Regions from separate parts of the Homo sapiens genome. Here all the other regions are linked to region 1. Evidence: read pairs that join two places in POLR2A ChIA-PET (ENCODE). Cell type or tissue: Caco-2. All regions are shown on one strand.

Region 1 (4,000 bases):
AGCTTCTCCAACTTCCGTCTTTTGATCCTAGATCTGCTTATTCCAATTATACACAGAATAAGGCTCCTTCTTCCTCTCAGTTCAGTAAAAAATTAAGATTTTCAAGGACTCCTAGAATTTTAAAGCCAAAGGGGAATGTAAGAGATCATCTCTTTCAAACCCCTACATCCGTCCAGGAGTGAAGCAACCTGTCCAAGTCACACAGTAGTTAGAATTGAGCTGGACTCCTCCACTGTCTCTTCTCTTACCTGCTGAACAACTCAATGTGTCAATTTCCTTTTACTTCATGCAGTCAAATCACGCCCCTACTTTTCCAATCATTCCACTGCCCTTCAGGATTTTACTAGTCAAATTGTTAACTTTACCTGGAAACAGTTGTGGAAATGACTGCCATTATGTTAACAGGGTCATATGAAAAACACTTGTTTATCAACATTTATATGCTTTATTGAAAGTTGACAAGTGCAACAGTTAAATACAGTGACACCTTACAATTGTGTAGAGAACATGCACAGAAACATATGCATATAACTACTATACAGGTGATATGCAGAAACCCCTACTGGGAAATCCATTTCATTAGTTAGAACTGAGCATTTTTCAAAGTATTCAACCAGCTCAATTGAAAGACTTCAGTGAACAAGGATTTACTTCAGCGTATTCAGCAGCTAGATTTCAGATTACACAAAGTGAGTAACTGTGCCAAATTCTTAAAATTTCTTTAGGTGTGGTTTTTGTCATGTAGCAGTTTTTATGTAGATCTATATATAAAAGTCCACACCTCCTCAGACAGCCAATGAAACAACTAAATTTCAATCTGTACAACCTAAATAGTAGTTACAGTCCTCTATTGTACAAAATAGTTACACTACATACACAAATATACAATAAGCAAAACAACCTTCATGGTAAGATAGCCTAGGTCCCAGCTACCTGTCACCATTTTGTCACTCTCATAGTTTTGTGTCATCCATTGTTTGAGAAGAAAGAGGCACAGTACTATTGTTTTTTATGAATTTTGGTGACAGTTGTCAAATTTGTACAGTGAACTCTGTTCCCCCTCATTTTAGTCTTTTTACCCTCCTTTCAAGTTCCTCCTGGGGGGAGGAGAGGAGAGAGGCGAGTCCAGTGAGGAGCTCCATCGCTTCACAACCCCATGTAGGACACTAAGCGCAAGCAGGAGAGAGAACCCTTGGAAGTGAGGGGTAGGGAGCCGGAAGGGATGGAAAGGCACACAGCTCCTGAGCATGAATTAAACCATTTCTCAGATATCTGCCAAGCTGCATGAGGTCCCGGTATATCCATGCTAATTCTCGGATTAACCTTTAATTCACCCAACTAAGAAATTTCTCCAAGCCATAAGCATATGAGTGTTTAATACTGGAAAAGAGATAATGGCATATGTCAGTCTCACGTCTCTTTCGCAGCGAGCAATGAAATGGGTGACTGTGGAGGCAGATTCTCCCTAGCACATCTTCTCCGTCTGTTCAGTTCACACGCAGCAGCCAGTTCTGCGGGGGCATAGGCAGCTATGCGGTTGGTCCTGAGCCCTGCGATGCTGGCTGGGCGGGGGGCTGTGTGGTGCCCTGTGGCTGGGTGGTGGCAGGGGGGGAGCCAGTCTGCAGCTGGGCCTGAAACTGGGCAAGCTGCTCAGGACTGGCCAGTGTCTTCAGCAGATTGTTCTCCTGCTCCAGCTGGGAATTTTTCTCTATTAGTTCTTTGATTTGCTCTTTGAGGACCTCCACTTCTTCTCTGACCGCATACATCAAATGGCTTTTCACTAGATCCTGGAAAGAAGACAGAAAAGGTTTAACTCATTATTTGGTATTTTCTGGACTCTTTTGAGTTTCCAAGACATTATTTTACATGGATCTCCCTAACTATTTACATATTCCACCTTTAAAGTTGGTTCAATGACACTTGGGGAAATCTGAATACAAACATGACTGTACAATACTTGAGTTTAACGTATAAATGATCAAGCTTTGTAAAAGTCTGTGCTTCTCTGCAGACGTTGGCCAGAAACGCCCAAGTAAGGCTTCCTGAGACTGGGCCAGAGCCGGGCGCTGGGTCCCCGACTGAGACCAGCAGCGGGGACGTCCAAGCCACAGCGCGCCCACCGCGTCCCCGCCCCCAGGCCCCGCCCCGCGCTCGCCCGGAGCCGCCTCCTTCAGCACCGGCTGCAGCCAGTTCCTACCGAACATGTTGCCGCATTTTCTTCCCTCCACCCCGCCCCCCTCTTTTCGTGATTAAGCTGACATCACAGAAACCTGGGCAGACGTCGCAGCCAATGGGAGCCCGAGTTATTTATAGCTCCGAATTAAAGGTTCAGAGTTTGCCTAGCAACAGTGGGCAGAGAATCCCGTGAGAAGAGCCACAGGCGCTGCTCCAATAACAAAGAACGGCCAAGGCGGAAATAAAAAATAGGAGAAATCCAGGCGCAGGCTAAGAAAACAAAACTTTTTCTCTGATTCTTCTTCATTGTGAAGGAGCCCGCGCCACCGGGGACCCGTTTGTGCACCGTCTAGAAGACCCTTATCCAGGATCCCGACTTCTGGGGCCCTCCCCACCTCCCGGCTCCCTAGTAAAATATTAGGATTCCTAGTAAAGCCACATCGCTAAAGGTGTGCTCACGACCAGCCGAAGGAGATAGTTGGCCAGCGCTTCCCTAATAAATCCCCAGCAAAAAGGGTCACCGTGAGAAAATCCCGTCGTGTGAAACCAGTCCGGGGAAGAAGACCATTTAATACCCGCAGGGCCCCTTTCTCCCTCCACGGCTGCCGTGGTAGGTGGCTCCACGCTGGCCGAATGGAGACAGCGCCGGCATTTCTACGCGCATCAAGAGCAATCATCATCATCTGAACTTAGGGATGCACTGGTTCCACAAAACATCTTATTTTTGTGCTGTGCCCACATTTAGTATAAATGATTTTTCATCAGTACATACCATAGCTTGCTCGATTTTGTTGTCAATAGCTACCACACTTGCACCAGAGGAGCTGAAAAAGAGGAGGGAAAAAGGTCATCGATAAATGGAATTTATCTTAAGCTTCCAAGATAAAAAGGATCTCCCAATTTTGTGATATTGCTAGCATCATATTTTGAATGTTATTTAACACTATGTAATGTATCACCCTCCAGAAAATGCCAGCCCCTCTCTTACTAACGAATATCCAGGCATCTCCCTATTTTAGTAAGCCACAAAGGACTAAATTACATAATGTGGGGAAAGCCTGTTCTCTGGCCAGACTTGCAAAAATAAGGTTTTTTAACATTTCGAAAAACAACATCCATGTCACCATAATCTCTCAGCAATGGACAAAGGAATTCGCCTGGCTATCTTTCACCTGTATTATTATAAGTATCCCACGAATAAATTTAAAGAAACTATCTTAGCCGACATTTACCTATTATCAAGTCTCACAGAAGCGTTTTCAGTCCCCAGCAAGGATGACAAGAAAGAAATTGAAAAATGTCTCAGTTGGTAAACTCCTAGATCCATCGCCACTGGTCTACACCATTGGGATTTCATGCAATTGCAGCCAAAAACACCCTCGTGGAAAAAAAGAGGGAACACCAGCAGCCTTGTATAAGCTAGATAAAATCTTCTGGCTTTCCGCAGCCCAGGGAGAAACAGAAAACGGCAGCCCTAATTTAAAGAAACCCAGCTTCTAGGGCTTGATGATCCCAGGCAGATGCGGATCCCAGTGCCGTGAAGAGGCGCTTCCCAGATCCGCAGCCGGGCTCCACTCAGCTCTAGACCAGGACTCCCAGTCTTAGTGCAAAATATATGCAGGAAAGAGCTGCGCCGATTGGCCGGCACGCCACTGGGACCGCCCCCTACTCCCTTCCAGGTCCTCCCGCTTCCCTGCTTCCCCGCCTCCCCCCACCCCCACCTCCGCCCCCATTCTCCAGATCCCGCTCGTGGGGTGGGCTGGCCTGGCGCGGGCCGTGCTCAGAGGGAGTGGGGTGCTGGGTTCGGAGGTTTCCACGGCGGCCT
Region 2 (4,000 bases), 78 kb before region 1:
AGGAGTAGAACCCAGATGTTCAAATTCTCATTCTTTTTTTGTTTGTTTGTTTTGTTTTGTTTTGTTTTGCTCTAACAGCAACCAAGGAAAAAAAACACAAAGATTTTATCTGTGTCCTCTTATGGGCTTGCATGCCAAATATTTTATTTATCTTGCTTTTCTGATCACGCTTTCAACCTATCTCATAAGCAACAGCCCTGAATTTCTCTTTTTCTTTCCTTCCAATGTATAGACCCATAAAATCATTCCTTTAAAAAAATCTGACAATCTGCTGTGACAGTAAAAGCCAATGTATTCACTTTTGTCATATCCCAGCCTGGCAATTTGCCTGTATCTTCTGGCATATTCTAATGAAATTACTGCTCAACTTACAGTGTACTTCCTTACAGCCCTGAGTGAATTCCCCTGCCCCATTAATCTGTATTTTCATCTATCCAAGATGTCAACTTGATATCTTATTTTCCATTTTGCCTAACTCGCTAGTAACACAATCTGTGAAACAACACATCCAATGGAAATTGCTCTGAGAAAATGTGATCATAAACGTGTCAAGTTAAGCATGTGCTAGGGTTTTTTTTTTTAATACAGTTCAGATAGTATTAGGATATATGTAATCAAAAACACAAATGTGTTTTTATTTTCAAACCAAGAGAGATTCCCAGAACTCTTTAAAGTAGTGGTTTATATCTTTAGCAAACTAGTTGTGGCCCATTGCTAGTCATTTATCCATTATTTTCTTATGCAGAAATGACATGAGAGGATTAATTTGTATCCTGTGGAACCTCCAGCCAAAACAGTTGGTCAATAATAATTGCTACTTTCACCAAGTGTTATGCATTACTTGAGGAGATTAAGTATTATTAAACTGGTGTTACAAGTGATGAAGTTGAGATTTAGAGAAGTCAAGTAATTGTCTTAAGTCACCTAGCTAATAAGTAGAAAGTCAGGATTTGAACTCAAAACCTACACCCTTAACCACTCTGATATGAGTTTAATTTGATCTGAACTTCTATCTTTAAAACAGGGATTGAAGGCCGGGTGCCGTGGCTCACTCTTGTAATCCCAGCACTTTGGGAGGCCAAGGCAGGTGGATCACGAGGTCAGGAGATGGAGACCATCCTGGCTAGCACAGTGAAACCCCGTCTCTACTAAAAACACAAAAAATTAGCCAGGCGTGGTGGCGGGCGCCTATAGTCCCAGCTGCTCAGAAGGCTGAGGCAGGAGAATGGTGTGAACCCGGGAGGTGGAGCTTGCAGTGAGCCAAGATCACACCACTGCACTCCAGCCTGGGCAACAGAGCAAGACTCCATCTCAAAAAAAAAAAAAAGGGCAGGGGGTGGGGGCACTGAAGATTTAGAAGTCTGGAATTCTGACTAAACGTTGAGTAGCTCTTTAATCTTATTAATATTAGTGTGTTTTGGTTTTTATATATTCAGTCAACTGATACCATTTTTCTTTATTCTGCTTGGTCCTGGGGATAACATGGTGAGTAAAAGCTGGTAAGGTATCCATCCTTATGGAGTTTACAGCCCAAAGGAGACGCCAACACTGATCAAATCACACAAAAAAAGGTAAAATTACACTTTGGCTGGGAGCAGTGGCTCATACCTGTGATCCCAGCACTTTGGGAAGCTGAGGCGGGTGGATCACTTGAACTTAGGAGTTCAAGACCACCCTGGGCAACATAGTGAGAACTTGTCTACAAAAAATACAAAAATCAGCCAGTCATAGTGGTACGTGCCAGTAGTCCCAGCTACTCGAGAGGCTGAGGTGAGAAGACCACTTGTTCCTGGGAGGTGGAGGTTGCAGTGAGCTGAGATCATGCCACTGCACTCCAGCCTGTGTGACAGAGTGAGAACCTGTCAAAAAAAAAAATATATATATATACATTTTAACATCCTATACCACATTTAATCCTATGAAGGAGACATCTGGTACCTGTTCAGGGACCCTGACTGAGACCTGGAGGTCAAGACAAAGCTTTCAGAGTAGGAAATGTTGTGATCCACAATCCATGGAGCAAAGCCTTGGTTGCTGTTTCTAAAGCTGAGGAAACAACAAGAATAAGGATCTCCAACTGAGTCTGTGGTCAGTGCTTTTGAACTGAATCCAGTGTGTCCCCCACTGACTTGGTCTCATAGTAATTTTCTTATCACAAAAGACACTGTCTCCATCCCTTTTGGCTAAGCATAAGTATGTTTGCAATAGCACACACCCCATTGATGGCTTGGACATGAAGGATGGTAGGAAGAAGAGAGTCAAGGATAACTGTGGGCATAAATACGTGGGGATAAACATGGGCAACTAAGAACTGAGGACCATCCCTCACTGGCAGTAGTAGAGCTGAGCAGCAGAAAAGGTTTGGGGGAAACTTGGATTGCAATAATATGATCCATTTTAGACATAGAGATTTAAATGATGGTAAAATATCAGTAGAAACACTTTGCAAGCCTGGGCAACATAGGGAGACCCTGTCTCTACACAAAGTAAAAATCAATTAGCTGGGCATGGTAGAACATGCCTACAGTCTCAGCTACTACTACGGAGGCAGAAGCAGGAGGATCACTTGAGCCCTGGAGTTCAAGGCTGTAATGAGCTGTGATTGCAGCACTGCACCCCAGCCTGAGTAACAGAACAAGACCCTGGAAAGAAAGAGAGAGAAAGAAAGGAAAGGAAAAGAGAAGAGGAGAGGAGAGGAGAGAAAAAGGAAGGAAGGAAGGAAGGAAGGAAGGAAGGAAGGAAGGAAGGAAGGAAGGAAGGAGAAGAGGAAGGGGAAGAGAAGAAGAAAAGAAGAAAAGGACCTTGCAGACTGAGGGGAAAAAAGATGATAAAATATAAAAACGGGGATACAATTGGAATTTATCTGCAGCCTGTAATAATAACCCTTTATAATTGCATCATCATCGTCATTTCACATGGTGCTTACTGTAAGTCTACACACATGTTAACTGTTGAAATCTCAGAACAAGCCTGTGAGGTGAGTATTGTTAACATCCCCATTGAATGGATCAGGAATCTGAGACCCAGAGTGTCTGTGGCACAGCCACAGCAATAATGCTGAGTTGGATCCAAACCCAGGCAAGCTGGTGCCCAAGGCCACATCCCTAACCACCCTAGTGCCTCCCTACATATCATGACAGAGTACAACTCACTTTGACATCTTATTCCACACTTCATCCTCACAGCAGCACCATGGAGGGAAAACTGTTAACTCATCTCTATAGATAGAACAACAAGGCCTTCCCAAGTCACAGAGTTCCAGATCCCAAACCCATGACTTCTGGTTCCAAATTCAGCGTTTTTTCTGCTCTACCTCAGCTGCCCCTAAAAGCTAAAGAGCTCCTGCTTTAGGTAGCATGGAGGGAAAAGAAGGAATTTGCACAAGTGTTGAGGGGAAAAGAGGTGATAGTAACGAATGAAAACTCAGAAGAAAAAAAAAATCCCAGAGAGCTTAAAACAGATATTTTCCTTGCTAGTAACAATCTGGTCAAATGATAACTGACCACCTGCTGTGGGCAGAACTAAGTTCGGTTTGGTGTTTGATGTTTGCTGAAGGGCAGGTGCAAAGATAATGCTGATTAGACCTGATTCTTGCTCTAGATGAATTTATAATCTTATTGAGGCGTAAGTTAGACCTTAAACAAAGATAAGCATTTTCCAGGGCAATGTGTGTCTCAGCCGGAGAACTCAAAAAGAGAGCAGCAGGATGTCAGCAGAGGCAGAAGTCCCAGCTGAACTGTCAGAAGAGCCTTCGGGAGGGCAGGTGCGGCCTGAGTATTCTATTAAGAGAAGCATTTTGTGCTCTTGCTCTTCTGTTTATTTATACATAATATTTATAAGGCTCCTGAAGCCTTTTCTGACAATTCAGCCTGGGACTTCTGCCTCTGCACATTTACCTTGATCCTTTCTAGACCAAGATGGGAGAAAACGAATTCAAATCCTTCCCTCCCTCCTACTTTTCACCCTCCAACATATGAAAGATAATGACAAGGCCATGTGC
Region 3 (4,000 bases), 55 kb before region 1:
AACATTACTAAAACTTGTTCAACATTTCAAAAACTTACATCCTTGATGATAGCACCACTCGTTTTTTTTGAAACACTATTACATACCTTCAGTCTGAATGTCAAGCTGTGGTATTTGTATGGATATGAACATACCTTTTAGCCCATATTTTACAATGTTGAATACAATGTTTAAATGTCAACAACATTTAATTGAAATCTGGAATTGGGTTTTATGAGATCAACCACAAATCAATACTTGTGAACATTCCACTCTACCAACACGTTTTTCTTTGTGTGTTTTGCATGTGAATTCTTTAACGTGTGTTGAATGCAGCCTATTTTTCAAGCTAATCAGAAAATAATTAGTGAGTTCTTTGTTGTTGTTTTTTTTTTCACTCTCCCATTCTATTTGAGAAATTCACTTCTTTTCTGATGCATCTCTCAGAAAATATTTGTTGTTCTGACTGATTTGGGTTTAAGGACCAAGCCCTACCTGCACATAGACCTGGAGGTGTTGTGGAGGGAAGATCTTATTATGTCTGTGCTTTTGGTTTGAAAAAGCAGGAGGTCTGTAGGGCTTCATTCATGCAGTTTTGACAGTCCCCTTCTGCTTCCCAGAGAATTCAGAGACTTCTCCCAAGTGCAAGCTTTATTAAGGCTTAGGAGCTTTATTACAAAATGCTGCTTCACTCATAACCATTCACAATTGCTGTGGTGCTTCTGTTGTTGCAAGGATTTCCACTGTACTGACTTCCTAATTTGGGGTTATGTAAAAGGTTTTCAGAAAATGTCTGTGCTCTCTGATCCTGCTTGGAATTCACAGATGCAAAAACTAAATATTGAATCTGTTAATGGAAAATACTCAGGCTTTATAATGAGGCAGACCTAAATTTGAATCCCAGCTCTTGCTCAAGTTAACAAACTTTGAGCCTCAGTTTCTCAACTCCAAAATGGAAATAATAATACTTGCCAGAAATAATGAATGCAGACTGCCTAGTGTAGTGCCTGGCACAGAGCATTACTCAGCAGATGGAAAGTTATTATTAATATCATTTTGGTTCCTAAATCGCCATATTGGTTTATGTATTCATACCATATCTGTCCCCAGAATATTTAAGACCACCAAGTTCACTGAGTTACAGGGATGTTAATAAGGTTATGGATGAATTTTTACAAACCTGTCTCAATCCTTTTAATGGACTTCATTCATCTATATCTGTCCACTGAGGGATTGAAACCAAGTCTGTCTCATTCGCAGTAGAATCCCCAGCACCTAGCACAATGCCTAGTGATACTCAAATAATTGTTTATTGAGTCAATGAACCTAATCTTACTTTTTCCCATTCCCTTTTAGAGGCCGCAAGAGGAGAAATATCCTGTGGGACCATGGCTGTTGGCACTGTTTGTTTTTGTTGTCTGTGGCTCAGGTATGGGTGTTTCACTGAACTTATATCCCATGTTCTCCACTGGCCTTTGAAAAACACACGTTTTCTTCACAAAGCAAATAGATGAAAAACATACTGGTATGGGATTCAAGTTTATCACTGCCTTAAGCCTTAATCTTAATGGGTTTTGATTTAGTTTCTATTCCAAATATAGGTAGAGACACAATTAATACACTATCAAATCCTAATCATAAAATGATTACACTGAGTAGTTAAAGTGGCTGTATACACTGTAGAGTTCAGTAAAGTCTTTTTGTGCAGACATAGCCTTAAAAGGGCATTAGAACAGAAGGTGAAACACCTGTGTGCCTGTGATAAATCCACATTCCGAGAAAGGGAGAGGCCTTATGCCTTATGAGAAAGTTCTGCAGAGCTCCTAGATACAACTTCCTAGATACAACTGAGCCTTTGACCCAAGCCTTAAGGTATGGGTCACCTGATACTGTAAGGTGGCAAGTTGAGAGCTTTACTTACACACATGCAGATACACACATACACACAAATGCAGGGAAGATGAGCAGAAGCATCGTGCCATTGTTTCTAGTTACATGCTGAACTAGCCTTGACATGGTTCCTGATCCCCATATGTTGGGTCTCAGAAATCCTTGTGAGTGGAGGTCACTTCTTCTAACTACACAGCATGCCTTGAGGGATTCCCACCCTCCAGCATCTCACTGTTACTGAGGGCAGGGAGGCAGAAGGTCCACATCTTCCTGCTCAGGCTTAGGCCTCCCAGCAAGACAGCCTCTGCCCCAATGACAAGAGAAGCCCATGACTAAAGATGAATCATGCATTCAAACCTAAAATCATGAAAATTAAAAAAAAAATTTAAGATGGATCAGTTCCTTTTATCTTCAAGAGACCACTCTTCCAAAGAAGCAAAAACTCTTAGGAGGAAGGAAGGATCCAAAGTACTTGGCATTATTGTTGCTTGTGGCTCAAATATTTTAAAGATGATTTGGCATTCCAAGATGAGAAAATCTTACACTCAAAGAAAGACAGTTCTACTCTATTCCCAAAGAAGTATCTTTAAGGACATCTTTTAAACAGCTGTTTACCCAATCCCTATTTGAATACTTCTTCAAAAAGCCTATTCCATGTCTGCTGGAATTCTATTAGAAATGTCTCTCCTGTTTTGAATTACACTATGCTGTCTTCTCAGTTGTTCAGATTTGAACTCCTAGGGTAACACAGAATGGACTCGTTCTCCTCTAAGCACCTTGAATCATCAGATATTTTAAAGATGACTGCCTGGTGGCTCCTTCTGCAAACTAAGCTTCCCTAAATCTCTCGACCTTGCCTCATAAGATGTGGTTTCTAGACTCCTCTTCTGGATCTGCTCAATGACTTTCTTAAAGGGTAGCATTTGGCAGCGCATGCCTGTAATCCCAGCTACTTGGGAGACTGAGGCAGGAGAATCACTTGAACCCAGAAGGCAGAGGTTGCCATGAGCCAGAGATCGCGCCATTGCACTCCAGCCTGGGCAACAAGAGTGAAACTCCGTCTCAAAAAAAAAAAAAAAAAAAAAAGCCAGGCGCAGTGGCTCACGCCTGTAATCCCAGCACTTTGGGAGGCCGAGGTGGGGAGGATCACAAGGTCTGGAGTTCGAGACCATCCTGGCCAACATGGTGAAACCCTGTCTCTACTAAAAATACAAAAAATGAGCTGGACATGGTGGCACGCGCCTGTAGTCCCAGCTACTCAGGAGGCTGAGGCAGGAGAATCACTTGAACTGCAGAGGTGGAGCTTGCAGTGAGCCGAGATCGTGCCACTGTACTCCTTCCTGGGCAACTGAGCGAGACTGCGTCTCAAAAAAAAAGTATAGCATTTGCAACTGCAGAAGGTGGTCTAGAAGCAGTGTGACCACCACAGAGGCAGTAGGATTGTCACTGCCCTTGATTTTGCTCACCACTCTGCCTCTATTAATGTGACCCAGGCTTGCAGTTACTTTTTAACAGTTGCAGCACATCCTTGACTCACGTCTAGCTGATGGCCAGCCAGATGCCACCCAGCTCTTCCTCAGATAAACTTCCTGCAACCCCGGAAACACATCTACATACCCCTTTATCCCAAGTCTCTCCTGTCTCCATCACATATTATTTTATTTTACTCATGACCCTCATCAGCAGTTGCAGTTATTTAGTTTACTTACTTAGGTTCATTTCCCTCCAGTAGGATATAAGCTCAGGGGAGACAGTGTTTATTTTTCATTAAATTTGTAGATCCTAGTTTAGTATTTAGCACATAGTTAGTGCTTAGGATGGATGGATGGATGGATGGATGGATGGATGGATGGATGGATGGATAAAGCCAGATATTCCTCATACTGTAGATATCTAGTTGACCTTTTTTGAGACCTAATATAAAACTTTATGACTTTTTTTTTTATTCTCAAAGAAGAACGATTACTTCTATTAAAATTTTAGGCTGGGCGCGGTGGCTCACGCCTGTAATCCCAGCATTTGGGAGGCCGAGGCGGGCGGATCATGAGGTCAGGAGATAAGACCATCCTGGCTAACACGATGAAGCCCCGTCTCTACTAAAAATACAAAAAAATTAGCCGGACCTGGTGGC

Evidence for each region. ChIA-PET counts read pairs that join two places held together with the same protein. Peaks named below come from ENCODE experiments on the same cell type or tissue, not always from the same donor. Only the 100,000 strongest peaks of a DNase experiment are listed, where the experiment ranks them.
Region 2: POLR2A ChIA-PET joins it to region 1 with 16 read pairs; 18 of 35 experiments call an interaction of 5 or more read pairs at or near these places.
Region 3: POLR2A ChIA-PET joins it to region 1 with 10 read pairs; 15 of 35 experiments call an interaction of 5 or more read pairs at or near these places.

Annotation. Positions count from the first base shown.
Region 1 is chr13:44,433,097-44,437,096 of GRCh38, forward strand. TSC22D1 (TSC22 domain family member 1) reads right to left here. Exons shown (of 3, transcript NM_183422.4): 2 at 2,948-2,999; 3 at 1-1,787. The coding sequence ends at 1,530. Among named protein-coding and RNA genes, the nearest start is that of TUSC8, 29 kb to the left of the region's middle. RefSeq lists an enhancer at 1,552-2,751 and a silencer at 2,069-2,178. In Caco-2, no CTCF peak of the experiment used is centred here; DNase peaks (open chromatin) are centred at 2,245, 2,765 and 3,795; H3K4me3 peaks cover 2,683 bases.
Region 2 is chr13:44,355,471-44,359,470 of GRCh38, forward strand. No RefSeq gene overlaps it. Among named protein-coding and RNA genes, the nearest start is that of SERP2, 16 kb to the right of the region's middle. In Caco-2, no CTCF peak of the experiment used is centred here; a DNase peak (open chromatin) is centred at 3,601.
Region 3 is chr13:44,378,306-44,382,305 of GRCh38, forward strand. SERP2 (stress associated endoplasmic reticulum protein family member 2) reads left to right here. Exons shown (of 3, transcript NM_001010897.3): 2 at 1,336-1,408. Among named protein-coding and RNA genes, the nearest start is that of SERP2, 6.5 kb to the left of the region's middle. In Caco-2, no CTCF peak of the experiment used is centred here; a DNase peak (open chromatin) is centred at 1,786.